Regions from separate parts of the Homo sapiens genome. Here region 1 is linked to region 2. A link is an interaction called in ENCODE POLR2A ChIA-PET data of the cell type or tissue named here. Cell type or tissue: GM12878. All regions are shown on one strand. Links, peaks and the distances in the headings refer to the core of each region. The heading gives the core; the rest is flanking DNA.

Evidence for each region. Peaks named below come from ENCODE experiments on the same cell type or tissue, not always from the same donor. Only the 100,000 strongest peaks of a DNase experiment are listed, where the experiment ranks them.
Region 1: POLR2A ChIA-PET joins it to region 2 with 6 read pairs; 2 of 35 experiments call an interaction of 5 or more read pairs at or near these places.

Annotation. Positions count from the first base shown.
Region 1 is chr2:62,374,848-62,380,555 of GRCh38, reverse strand. No RefSeq gene overlaps it. Among named protein-coding and RNA genes, the nearest start is that of TMEM17, 130 kb to the left of the region's middle. RefSeq lists an enhancer at 5,705-5,708. In GM12878, for the core only: no CTCF peak of the experiment used is centred there; no DNase peak of the experiment used is centred there.
Region 2 is chr2:61,804,740-61,810,447 of GRCh38, reverse strand. It overlaps a transcript of FAM161A not described here. Among named protein-coding and RNA genes, the nearest start is that of FAM161A, 46 kb to the left of the region's middle. In GM12878, for the core only: no CTCF peak of the experiment used is centred there; a DNase peak (open chromatin) is centred at 3,277; H3K4me3 peaks cover 309 bases; H3K27ac peaks cover 1,122 bases.

The DNA.
Region 1 (5,708 bases), core at 491-5,490, 570 kb before region 2:
TCCACAGGTTAGGGCAGTGGGTGAGAGGATAGTCTTTGCTGCCTTTTCCAAATGGACAGACCCTCTTAGATACCCACCCTCCCTGAATATTTAAATCAGCACCAGTCTTAAGGGTAACTGGAGAGCAAAAATGAGACAGGTGAACAGCAACAGACAATTCCAGGATTTAGATTCCAAACATGCAGAACCTATGGCTCGTAGTAGTATTTTATTTGAAATAATTGATTTCCTGTATATTTTCATGAATAATTTTCTTTGTGTTTCATAGTAATCTTTCTGGTAAAAGATAAATAAATAAATAAACATTTTCCAAGAAGGTCCCCCAGGCTGCTGGCACAGGCTGTGCTGATGGGCTCCTGCTATGTTTCCCTGTGGCTTCACTGAAGGCCCACCACCTGCCTCTACTACTATGTTATGATGACAAGCTGTTTAGTAGTTCTGTGCCTTGGAGACACTGGCGACCTTGATCCCCATTCAATCTGCAGAGCCCTGTATGCAAGTCCTACAGGCTACACTCCTGCAGGCCTGCATTTAGGTTTAGATAACTCCCCTGGGGCTCAGACCCCAAAGGAAGGGCTTGCCCAGGCCACAGTCCTGTTCTTGCTTCAGACTTTCCTGCCACTGCCCCATACTTGTCTCTGTACCTATGGCAGCTGAGCTGGCATCTCCTCCTGGGACACCTGATGTGTTTCATAGGCTAGAAACATCAAATGCGGGCACTAGCACCAACTTTCAGGAAATAAAGCCAAAAGCCCATGACCCTTTTGTTATGTGCTCAGTGCCACAAAACCCAGCTGCCTGTGTGCTGTGTTGTCAGAAAACACCAGTTTCCAGTCAAAATACAGGAAGAGAAGTAATAAAAAATAAATTTCCTGCCAACAATTGGGGACAACTAGATAGAAGAGGAACGATAAAATATGAATACAATGACAACCAGTATGTAGACACCCAGATGACTTTCCTGTTGAAAAGTCTGGCTTGGAGGATGAAGTTGAAGGAGTCCAAGAAATGCCACCCCAAAATATCACACTTTGGTGTGCTGATTGCTTTGAACCAAGGGCACATGGGGAACAGTGGATGCAGACAGAGGCTTTTTCTGAGCTCCCATTAGCTGCCTAAAGACCTTCCTCCAAATGGAACTCAATTGTCCTGAATCTCCTTTGCAGGAATCTCATCCACCAGGGGAGATTAACTGGGATCACAGGAGAGAGCCTGGAGGTGGACACTAGGCCTAGACAGAAACCACCTATTCTCCTAAGGGCTGCTCCCGACCTTGTTACCTGGGAGACTTTTATCTGCATAACAAGAAGACCTTTATTCACCACACATTTCCTCCCCTCACCCTTCCATAACTTGTGTGGCCGCCACCTCCCAGAAGCCCCAAGCCCCCATTGCTTTCTGTATCTCAGGATGCTCTAAGCTTCAGTCATATGCCTCTTCTTCAAGTCTCATATTTTGTAAGACTCCCATGCATGCATAGGTAATTAAATATGGCTTTTCCCCTGTTCATTAGTCTTACATTAACTTAATTCATAGCCCAGCCAAGGAACCTAGAAGGCTATAGGAAAGCCATTTTTTACTCCCCTACAGAAGCAGAGTTAGTCATGTATTCCTGGGGCCTTCAGGAATCAGTTCTCATCTCTGAGGCTGGCTCCTCCATGTTCTATTTTCTTTCTTTCAAAAACTTTTTATTTTTAATTATTATGGACACATAATAGTTGTACAGGCTAGGCATGGTGGCTCACACCTGTAATCCCAGCACTTTGGTAAGCCAAGGCAGGAGGATTACTTGAAGCCAGGAGTTTGAGATCAGCTTGTACAGCATAGTGAAACCCCATCTCTACAAAAAATATATAAAACATTAGCCAGGTGTTGTGGCATGCACCTGTGGTCCCAGCTACTTGGGAGGCTGACGTGGGAAGATCACTTGATGTGGGAGGCTGACATGGGTTGGGGGTCAGGGCTGCAGTGAGCTGTGATCATGCCAATGCACTCCAGCCTGGGTGACACAGTGAGACCCTGTCTCAAAAAAATAGTTGTACATATTATGGTGTTGTATTAATCTATTCTCACACTGCTATAAGGAAATACCTGAGACTGGGCAATTTATAAAGGAAAGAGGCTTAATTGACTCACAGTTCTGCATGGTGGGGAGGCCTCAGGAAACTTACAATCATGGCGGAAGGAGAAGCCGGCACCTTCTTCACAAGGCAGCAGGAGAGAGAGAAGTAAGCAAAGCGGGGAAGAGCCCCTTATAAAACTATCACATCTCATGAGAACAAACTCACTATCATGAGAACAGCATGGGGAAAACTGCCCCCATGATCCAATCACCTCCCTCCCCTCGTAATCACATGGGGATTACAATTTGATGTGAGATTTGGATGGGGACACAGAGCCAAACTATATCAGGGGTACATGTGATAGAAGCATGCAATGTGTAATGATCAAACCTGGGTAACTGGGATATCCACCTCCACAAACATTTATCATTTGTGTTGGGAACATTCTAAATCTACTCTTCTAGCTATTTTGAAATATACAATAGATTATTGATAGCTATAGTTGCCCTATTGTGCTACCAAACACCAGATCTTATTTCTTCTATCTAACTGTATTTTTCTTAAGATGGAGTCTTGCTCTGTTGCCCGGTCTGGAGTGCAATGGCATGATCTTGGCTCACTGCAACCTCCACCTCCTGGGTTCAAGTAATTTTCCTGCCTCAGCCTCCTGAGTAGCTGAGATTACACGTGTATGCCACCATGCCCAGCTAATTTTTTGTATTTTTAGTAGAGATGGGGTTTCACCATGTTGGGCAGGCTGGTGTTGAACTCCTGACCTCAGGTGATCCACCCACCTCGGCCTCCCCAAGTGCTGGGATTATAGGTGTGAGCCACCATGCCCAGCCTATCTAACCGTATTTTTGTGCCCATTAACCATCCCCTTTTTATCTTCCCCTCTCCATTGCCCTTCTAGCCTCTGGTAACCGCCATTCTACTCTCTACCTCCATGAGGTAGATTATTTTAGCTCCCACATATGAGTTAGAACATAAGACATTTGTCTTTCCATGCCTGGCCTGTTTCACTTAACATAATGTCTTCCAGTTCCATCCATGTTGTTGCAAATAACAGGATTTCATTCTGTTTTACGGTAGAATAATATTCCATTGTGTGTATAAAACCTTTTCTTTATTCATTCATCTGTTGATAGACACTTAATGTTGATTCCATATCTTGGCTATTGTAAATAGTGCTGCAATAAATGTGGGGGTGGAGATATCTCTTTGATATACTGATTTCCTTTCTTTATTTCTCTTTTTTGAGACAGGGTCTTGCTTTGCCACCCAAGCAGGAGTGCAGTGGCACGATCATGGCTCACTACAGCCTTAAGCTCCCAGGATCAAATGATCCTCCCACCTCAGTTTCCCAAGTAGCTAGGACTACAGGTGCATGCCACCACACCAGGCTAATTTCTTTAAAAAATTTTGTAGAGACAGGGTCTTACCATATTGCCCAGGCTAGTCTTGAACTCTTGGACTCAAGTGATTCTTCTGCCTTCACCTCCCAAAGTGCTGGGATTACAGACATGAGCCACCATGCCCAGCCCTTTCTTTTGAGTATATACCCAGAAGGATGATTGCTGGATCATATGGTAGTTCTATTTTTAGTTTTTTGACAACCCTCCATACTGTTTTCCATAGTGGATATACTAATTTATATTCCCACCAACAGTGTATGAGCATTCCCCTTTCTCTGCACCCTTGACAACTTTTGCTATTTTCTGTTTTTTTAACAATAATCATTTTAACTGGGATATCTCATTCTGGTTTTGATTTGCATTTCCCTAATGCTTAGTGATGTTGAGCATTTTTTCATATACCTGTTAGCCATTTTTATGTCTTCTTTTGAGAAATGTCTATTCAGATCTTTTACATATTTTTAAATCAGATTTTTTTTTTGTTATTGAGTTGTTTGAGTTCTTTCTATATTTTGGTTATTAATTCTTCACCAGATGAGTAGTTTTCAAGTATTTTCTCCCATCTTATAAGTTGTCTCTTCACCTTGTTGATTGTTTTATCTGCTGTGCAGAAGCTTTTTAGCTTGATCTAATGACATTTGTCAGTTTTTGCTTTGGTTACCTGTGCTGTTGAGGTCTTACTCAAGAAATCTTAGCCCAGCCTATTGTCCCTGAAGCATTTCTCCAATGTTTTCTTCTAGTAGTTTCATGTCTTACATTTAGGTCTTTGATCCTTTTTTTTTTTTTTTTTTTTTTTTTTTTTGAGACAGAGTCTCACTGTGTCACCCAGGCTGGAGTGCAGTAGCACAATCTTGGCTCACTGCAACCTCCACCTCCCGGGTTCAGGTGGTTCTCCTGCCTCAGCCTCCTGAGTAGCTGGGATTACAGGCGCGTGCCTCCATGCCCAGCTCATTTTTGTATTTTTAGTAGAGACGGAGTTTTGCCATTTTGGCCAGGCTGGTCTCGAACTCCTGACCTCAGGTGATCCACCTGGCTTGGCCTCCCAAAGTGCTGGGATTACAAGCATGAGCCACCACGCCTGGCCTGATCCATTTTTTATTTGATTCTTGTATATGGTGAGAAATAGGGGTCTAGTTTCATTCCTCTGCATATGATTATCATTTTCCTAACATCATTTATTAAAAAGGTGTCCTTTCCCTAATTTATGTTCTTGGTGCCTTTGTCAAAAATGAGTTGACTGGGTCAGGCGCGGTGGCTCACAAAGTCAAGAGATTGAGACCATCCTGACCAACATGGTGAAACCCCATCTCTACTAAGAATACAAAAATTAGCTGGGTGTGGTGGCACACGCCTGTAGTCCCAGCTACTCAGGAGGCTGAGGCAGAAGAATTGCTTGAACCTGGGAGGCAGACATTGCAGTGAGCCGAGATCGCACCACTGCACTCAAGCCTGGCATCAGAGTTAGACTCCGTCTCAAAAACAAAAACAAAACAACAACAAAAAAATGACTTGACTGTAAATGTGTGCGTTTATTTCTGGGTTCTCTATTTGGTTTCCATTGGTCTGTGGGTCTGATTTTATACCAGTCCCACGTTGTTTTGGTTACTACAACTTTGTAGTATAAAGTCAGGTAATGTGATGCCTCCAGCTTTGTTTTGGCTCCTCCATTGTTTCATTTTTGGGAACTAGCCTGTTACTTTCAGTTTATGGCAGTAGCTCAAGATGTTTGGTAGTGGGTAAGATTAAGCTGCTCATTTCCTACATTGCTATCAACTTGTAATAAAAGAAGGCCCCAGGCAAAATTCTGCCCCACTCAAAGACATTTATTAAGCCAGTATTCATGGACCATTAGGCACAGAACATTTTATACAACCCACTCTGTAGGTTTCATGAAGTCCCAGCTTATGTCCTTTTAAATGATTTAATGACTACATGACATGAATGGTCCGCAGGAAGAGAACCAACATTTCAGAGACAGGATTTAATTATCTCTGTGGTCAGCATCAGGCAACCAGAAACTCTTCTAAAGCAATATCTGGATACAGGAGTGGTTCAGAGTCCAGGGTCTTGCACCATCTTTATAGGGGCATGCTAAAGGCCTCAATAGACTCTTACACCCTGTTCAGGCAAATGAGCAGGGCCTCTCAAATATGTTAGCATATTCACATATCTTGATTCTCTTTAATTTCATCAGTGAGCCCTTTTCTATCATTGTCTCATGCTAATTACC
Region 2 (5,708 bases), core at 517-5,516:
GCTGGGGACCTAAATCCCCCAGGGAACCATTGGCCAGTGAGGTGTAGGGTAAGGAATTATTGGGTGAGTAACCTGGTTTCTCTTTCCGTGGAGAGACTGTTCTGAGATGGCTTCTACAGGACTCTTCAGAGGGTATCCAGCAGGATTTAGCTTTAACTGCCCACAGTAATAACCTGCTCCTTAGAGCACCCCTTATTAACTCTCCTCCTTTCTCTGTCTTACTTCTATTATTTCCTCACTTGTGCTTCCTGGGATAACCTCCTGTATAATTTAGTTTCAGCTGCATAATAAGCCACCCCCAAAACATAGTGGTTTACAATGGCCATTATTTTTGCTCATGATTCTGTGGGTCAACAATTTGGGCTGGACTCAACTGGGTGACAAATTTTCTGCTGGTCTTGCCTGGGCTTACTCAGTGGCTACAATAATATGGTGGCTTGACTGGGGCTGGAAGGTTTAAGATGCCCTCCAATGGTAGATGGTAGACACTAGCTGTCAGCTGGCTGATTTAAAAGGCCTCAGATGGGTTGGCTCATGTAGTCCCAATACCCTTTCCTCCTCCACCAGGCTAGACTGGGATTCTTCACATGGCAGTCTTGGGCAGTGTTCCAAAGGGACAAAAGTGGAAGCTGCGAAGCTTCATGAGGTCCACAGTGCTGCTCCTACTGCATTCTTTTCATTAAAGCAGGGCTCAGGTGCTAGGCCAGATTCAAAGGGTGAAGAGACAAATTCCACTTCTTGGTGGCAGGGAAGTCAAAGTCACATTGCAAAGGAAATGTCATACAAGAAGGAAAGAATGCTAAGGCCATCTTTGCAAACAACCTACCCATCTCCCCCAACCCCCAAATTCCCTACGGATCTCCTTGTCTCAGAGTCTGCCTTTGGGGGAATCCAAACTAAGCTGGGGTGGGTAGGAATCAAAGCTCTTCCATAGACATGCTAACGGAGATGCTTCCTGGAGGAACCCAAGTGGAGACTTTGAACTGGCAGTTGGATTTATGAGTCTGGAATTCAGAAGGGAGGTCTGGACTGGAGATACTCAATTTGGGAGTCATTGAAATATATGTAAACAAAGAGAGTCCTAGTTTGGACAAGAGCATATAAGGAATGTGTGTAGAAAGAAGAGGTCAGAAGGCTGAGCCCCAGGCCACTGCAGTGTTGACGGGCCAGGGAGAGCAAGAGGGGCCAGCAAAGGAGGCTGAGAAGAAGCAGCAGGTAAGGACACCAGCAGTGGTGTCCGGGGGCCAAGGAGAGAGTGTTCCAAGAAAAGCACTAGGCGGGGCGCGGTGGCTCATGCCTGTAATCCCAGCACTTTGGGAGGCTGAGGTGGGTGGATCACCTGAGGTCAGGAATTTGAGACCAGCCTGGCCAACATGGCAAAACCTCGTCTCTACTAAAAATACAAAAATTAGTTGTGTGTGGTGGCAGGTGCCTGCAATCCCAGCTACTCTGGAGGCTGAGGCAGGACAGTCGCTTGAACCTGGGAGGGGGAGGTTGCAGTGAGCCGAGATCACACCACTGCACTCCAGCCTGGTGACAGAGCGAGATTCTGTCTCAAAAAAAAAAGTCAACATTACAGTGTTTGTTTACAATTAACTAGTGATTGGGTCTTTCTGGTCTTCTCCACTCCCCACTCCCTCCCAAATCTTGCCTCGCTATTTGTGCCTCATTTTATGTTACCCAGAATGCTTTGATTCCTCCCCTTCCCCAAAGAGTAGCAATTTACCTTTTCTCCTCCAAGCCTTCCTAAACTTATTCTTGTCAGGCATTCCAGAATGTAGTAATGCTATAATTTCCTGAATACTGTATTCTATGCCTAAAAGAAAAAGAGCCAACTGAAAACTCTGGATTCAGCTCAAAATTAAAGAATTTTTCCGGCCAGGCACGGTGGCTCATGCCTGTAATCCCAGCACTTTGGGAGGCCAAGGAGGGTGGATCACAAGGCCAGGAGATCGAGACTATCCTGGCCAACATGGTGAAACCCAGTTTCTACTAAAAATACAAAGAATTAGCTAGGCATGGTGGCAGGCGCCTGTAGCCCCAGCTACTTGGGAGGCAGATGCAGCGGAATTGCTTGAACCCAGGAGGCAGAGGTTGCAGTGAGCTGAGATCGTGCCACTGCACTCCAGACTGGGCGACAGAGCAAGACTCCATCTCAAAAAAAAAAAAAAAATAATAATAATAATCTTTCCCACTGTCTGTAAGCAGTTACTATGAAACTTTAACTATATTTCCTGTTAATAACTGAAACCTCAAAATACTTCTTTTGAAAAGATAAGGCAATTTCCTATCTCTGCCCCCTCAGAGATTGGCAGACAGCAGGTGGCCATGTCACTGCCTCACGCCATCACTGAGCTCCCTGCCATCACCTCCCAAATAAATCCTTGTACCCAATCCTGGTCTCAGGGTCAGCTTTTGGGGGACCCCAGACCAGGACACTGTTCTCTGGAATACCCAAATGTCTAGCAGCACTGGGCCCACACTTTGTGTGGCAAAAAATGGAGTCTGGCTGGACACAGTGGCTCACATCTGGAATCCCAAAACTTTGGGAGGCCAAGGCAGGAGGTTTATTTGAGGCCTGGAGTTTGAGACCAGCCTGGACAACATAGTGAGACCATGTCTCTACCAAAAATACAAAAATTAGCCAGGTGTGGTGCTGTGTGCCTGTAGTCCCAGCTACTCAGGAGGCTGAGGTGGGAGGAATGCTTGAGCCCTGGAGGTGGAGGTTGCAGTGAGCCATGATTCACGCCACTGCACTCCAGCCTGGGTGACAGGGCAAGACCTTGTCTCAACAAAAAAAAAAAAAAAAAAAAATCTGGAGTCCAGAGGCAGCTAACCCTTTCAGGGTCCCAAAATAGGCTCTGCAAAGTCCCCCACTTTGCAGAGCCTATTTTGGGATTGGCCCAGCAAGCATCTGAGCTTGTAATCCTGCACATGTAAGATACAGGCAAGAAAATGTTCTTTTTTACATTTTCAAGTAGTGAGAGAAGAGACATACAACAAACAGACATATTTTTACAATTTCAAAAGCATAGCACAATCTACGCAATGCTTATAATGGAAAAAACTAAATAAATACTTAAACAAAAAATTCCCTTCCTAAGTGCCTTTTATTTTGTGATTTATTCTTTTTCTAGGTTTTTTTTTTTCTGCCTCTTTATTTGCTCAAGTTGGGATTTCCAGAGTTTCATTTCAAGAACTAACTTGCTTTGCTTCATTTCCGTTGTCTGGGCTTTTGTTACCTGATGAGTTTGAGTGCTTTCAGGACATCTGATGCTTCAACTTCAATTAGCAAGCCCTCCTGAAAGAAAGAACACACCTTTGTCTCTTCTAAGTTAATTCTACAACCTTGCAAAATTTGATTTCCACACAAGAATGTGAAAATCATCTTAGATAATTTAGGCAGCAATTTATCTGACAAATGTGAGCTCAATTCTTTCAAATAAAAAGATGTTGAGCTGGGTGTGGTGGCTCACGCCTGTAATCCCAGCACTTTGGGAGGCTGAGGCAGGTGGATCATGAGGTCAGGAGATCAAGACCATCATGACTAACACGGTGAAACCCCGTCTCTACTAAAAATAGAAAAAATTAGCTGGGCATGGTGGCAGGTGCCTGTAGTCCCAGCTACTCGGGAGGCTGAGGCAGGAGAATGGTGTGAACCCCGGAGGCGGAGCTTGCAGTGAGCCGAGATGGCGCCACTGCACTCCAGCCTGGGCGACAGAGCCAGACTCTGTCTCAAAAAAAAAAAAAAAAAAAAAAAAAAAAAAGACGTGGAAAGCAAAATTGCTTTCATGTGAAAAAATTAGAGCTTACATGTGATTTCAACTTTTTAATATCAATTACTCATTAAATCTTTCCCTAGGTTTATCTCTAAATAAGAAAGTTTCATCTGTGTGAAAACTAAAAACTGAGAATCAGTATTAAAATTTCATGACCATTAATGCTTTATCTGATTTTAAAACATGATTAATTTTCCCTTCTCTAGGTGTTTAAAATGAATATCTCACAATGACAACGACAGAATAATAGGGGGCAAGGGCAATCACTGCCACATCTGAAGGCGGTTCATTGTAAAGTAATGCCACACTCTTAACCTGGGACTAAAAAATAATGTGAGTTTTTAAACAGAACTTCAACATGCATGTTTTTAAGTAGCGATGGCGCCCTCAAAAGAATGGTTCTAACCATCCTTCCAGATTGCAATTTCTTTCTTTCTTTTTTTTTGAGACGGATCACGGATCTTGCTCTGTCGCCCAGGCTTGAGTGCAGTAGTGCAGTCTCGGCTCACTGCATCCTCCACCTCCTAGATTCAAGCGATTCTCCTGCCTCAGCCTCCTGAATAGCTGGAATTACAGGCATGTGCCACCACACCCGGCTAATTTTTGTATTTTTAGTAGTGATGGAGTTTTGCCATGTTGCCCAGACTGGTCTTGAATTCCTGAGCTAAAATGATCATCCTGCCTTGGCTTCCCAAAGTGCTGGATTTACAGGTGTTAGCCACCACATCTGGCTGAGAACAGGTTAATTTTTAAAAAGTAACATAAGTAATTTGATAACAAGCCTAGTGAATAAGATATGTAACCAAACTAATAGTATTGGCTTAGGAAAAAAAAAACCTAGCAATAAAAGAATGAGATTGGTGTTTTTGCATTGCCCAGAACCTGCCTCTGGGTAAGTCTGTTTTGGGCACTGCAACAGATCATTGGCAGTTGCAGCTCCATGAGGGCAGGGACCTGTGCCTGGTACAGGACTGAACTGGGGTCTGCACACCTGGCTCGGTAAAGCCAAACATTCACTCTGCAGTTTGCAATAGGAGGAAGAACGGTATTTATCTTTGCAGGGCACCAAGCAAGAAGAATCAGGCACCTCATACTTAAGACCTGACCTCCCCAATGGCTTGCAAGTAAGGGTTTTTATATTTATTTAGTTTTTGAGATGGAGTCTTGGTCTGCTGCCCAGGCTGGAGTGCAGTGGCATGATCTTGGCTCACTGCAATCTCCGTCTCCCAGGTTCAAGCAATTCTCCTTCCTCAGCCTCCCGAGTAGCTGGGATTACAGGCTCCCGCCACCAAGCCCGGCTAAATTTTGTATTTTTAGTAGACACGGGGTTTTGCCATGTTGGCCAGGCTCGTCTCGAACTCCTGACCTCAGGTGATACATCCACCTTGGCAAGAGTTTTTAAAGGCAGAGGCAGAGGTTACAGGCAAAGTCATAAATCAATACATGGAGGCTATATGCTGGTTTGACCTAAAAAGGCGGGACATCTCAAAGTGGGTGGTGGGGCATGGGGCAGGTTACAGGTCAGAGATTCAAAGATTTTCTGATTTGCAATTGGTTAAGATGGAAAAGGTTTGTCTAAAAATTTGGGGTCAGGAGAAAAGAATGTTATCTCTGGCTCATGGGCGTGACTTCCTCCAGGCCCCCCAGAAAGAACTTCAGAAAAAAAAAATGGCAGTCAGAGTTGAGTCCTCAGTTCCCCCTAACCTGAGGTCTAGGTGCCAGTGGATTCATTTGCTGGGCATCCATGTTTCTGAAAAACAACTCAGGGATCTGTTAGGAGGTTATCTTTAGTTTCTCTCGCTCCCTCCCTCCCTCCCTTCTTCCTTGCTTCCTTCTTTCTTTCTCTTTCTCTTTCTTTCTTTCTTTCTTTCTTTCTTTCTTTCTTTCTTTCTTTCTTTCTCTTTCTTTTTCTTTCTTTCTTTTCCTTTC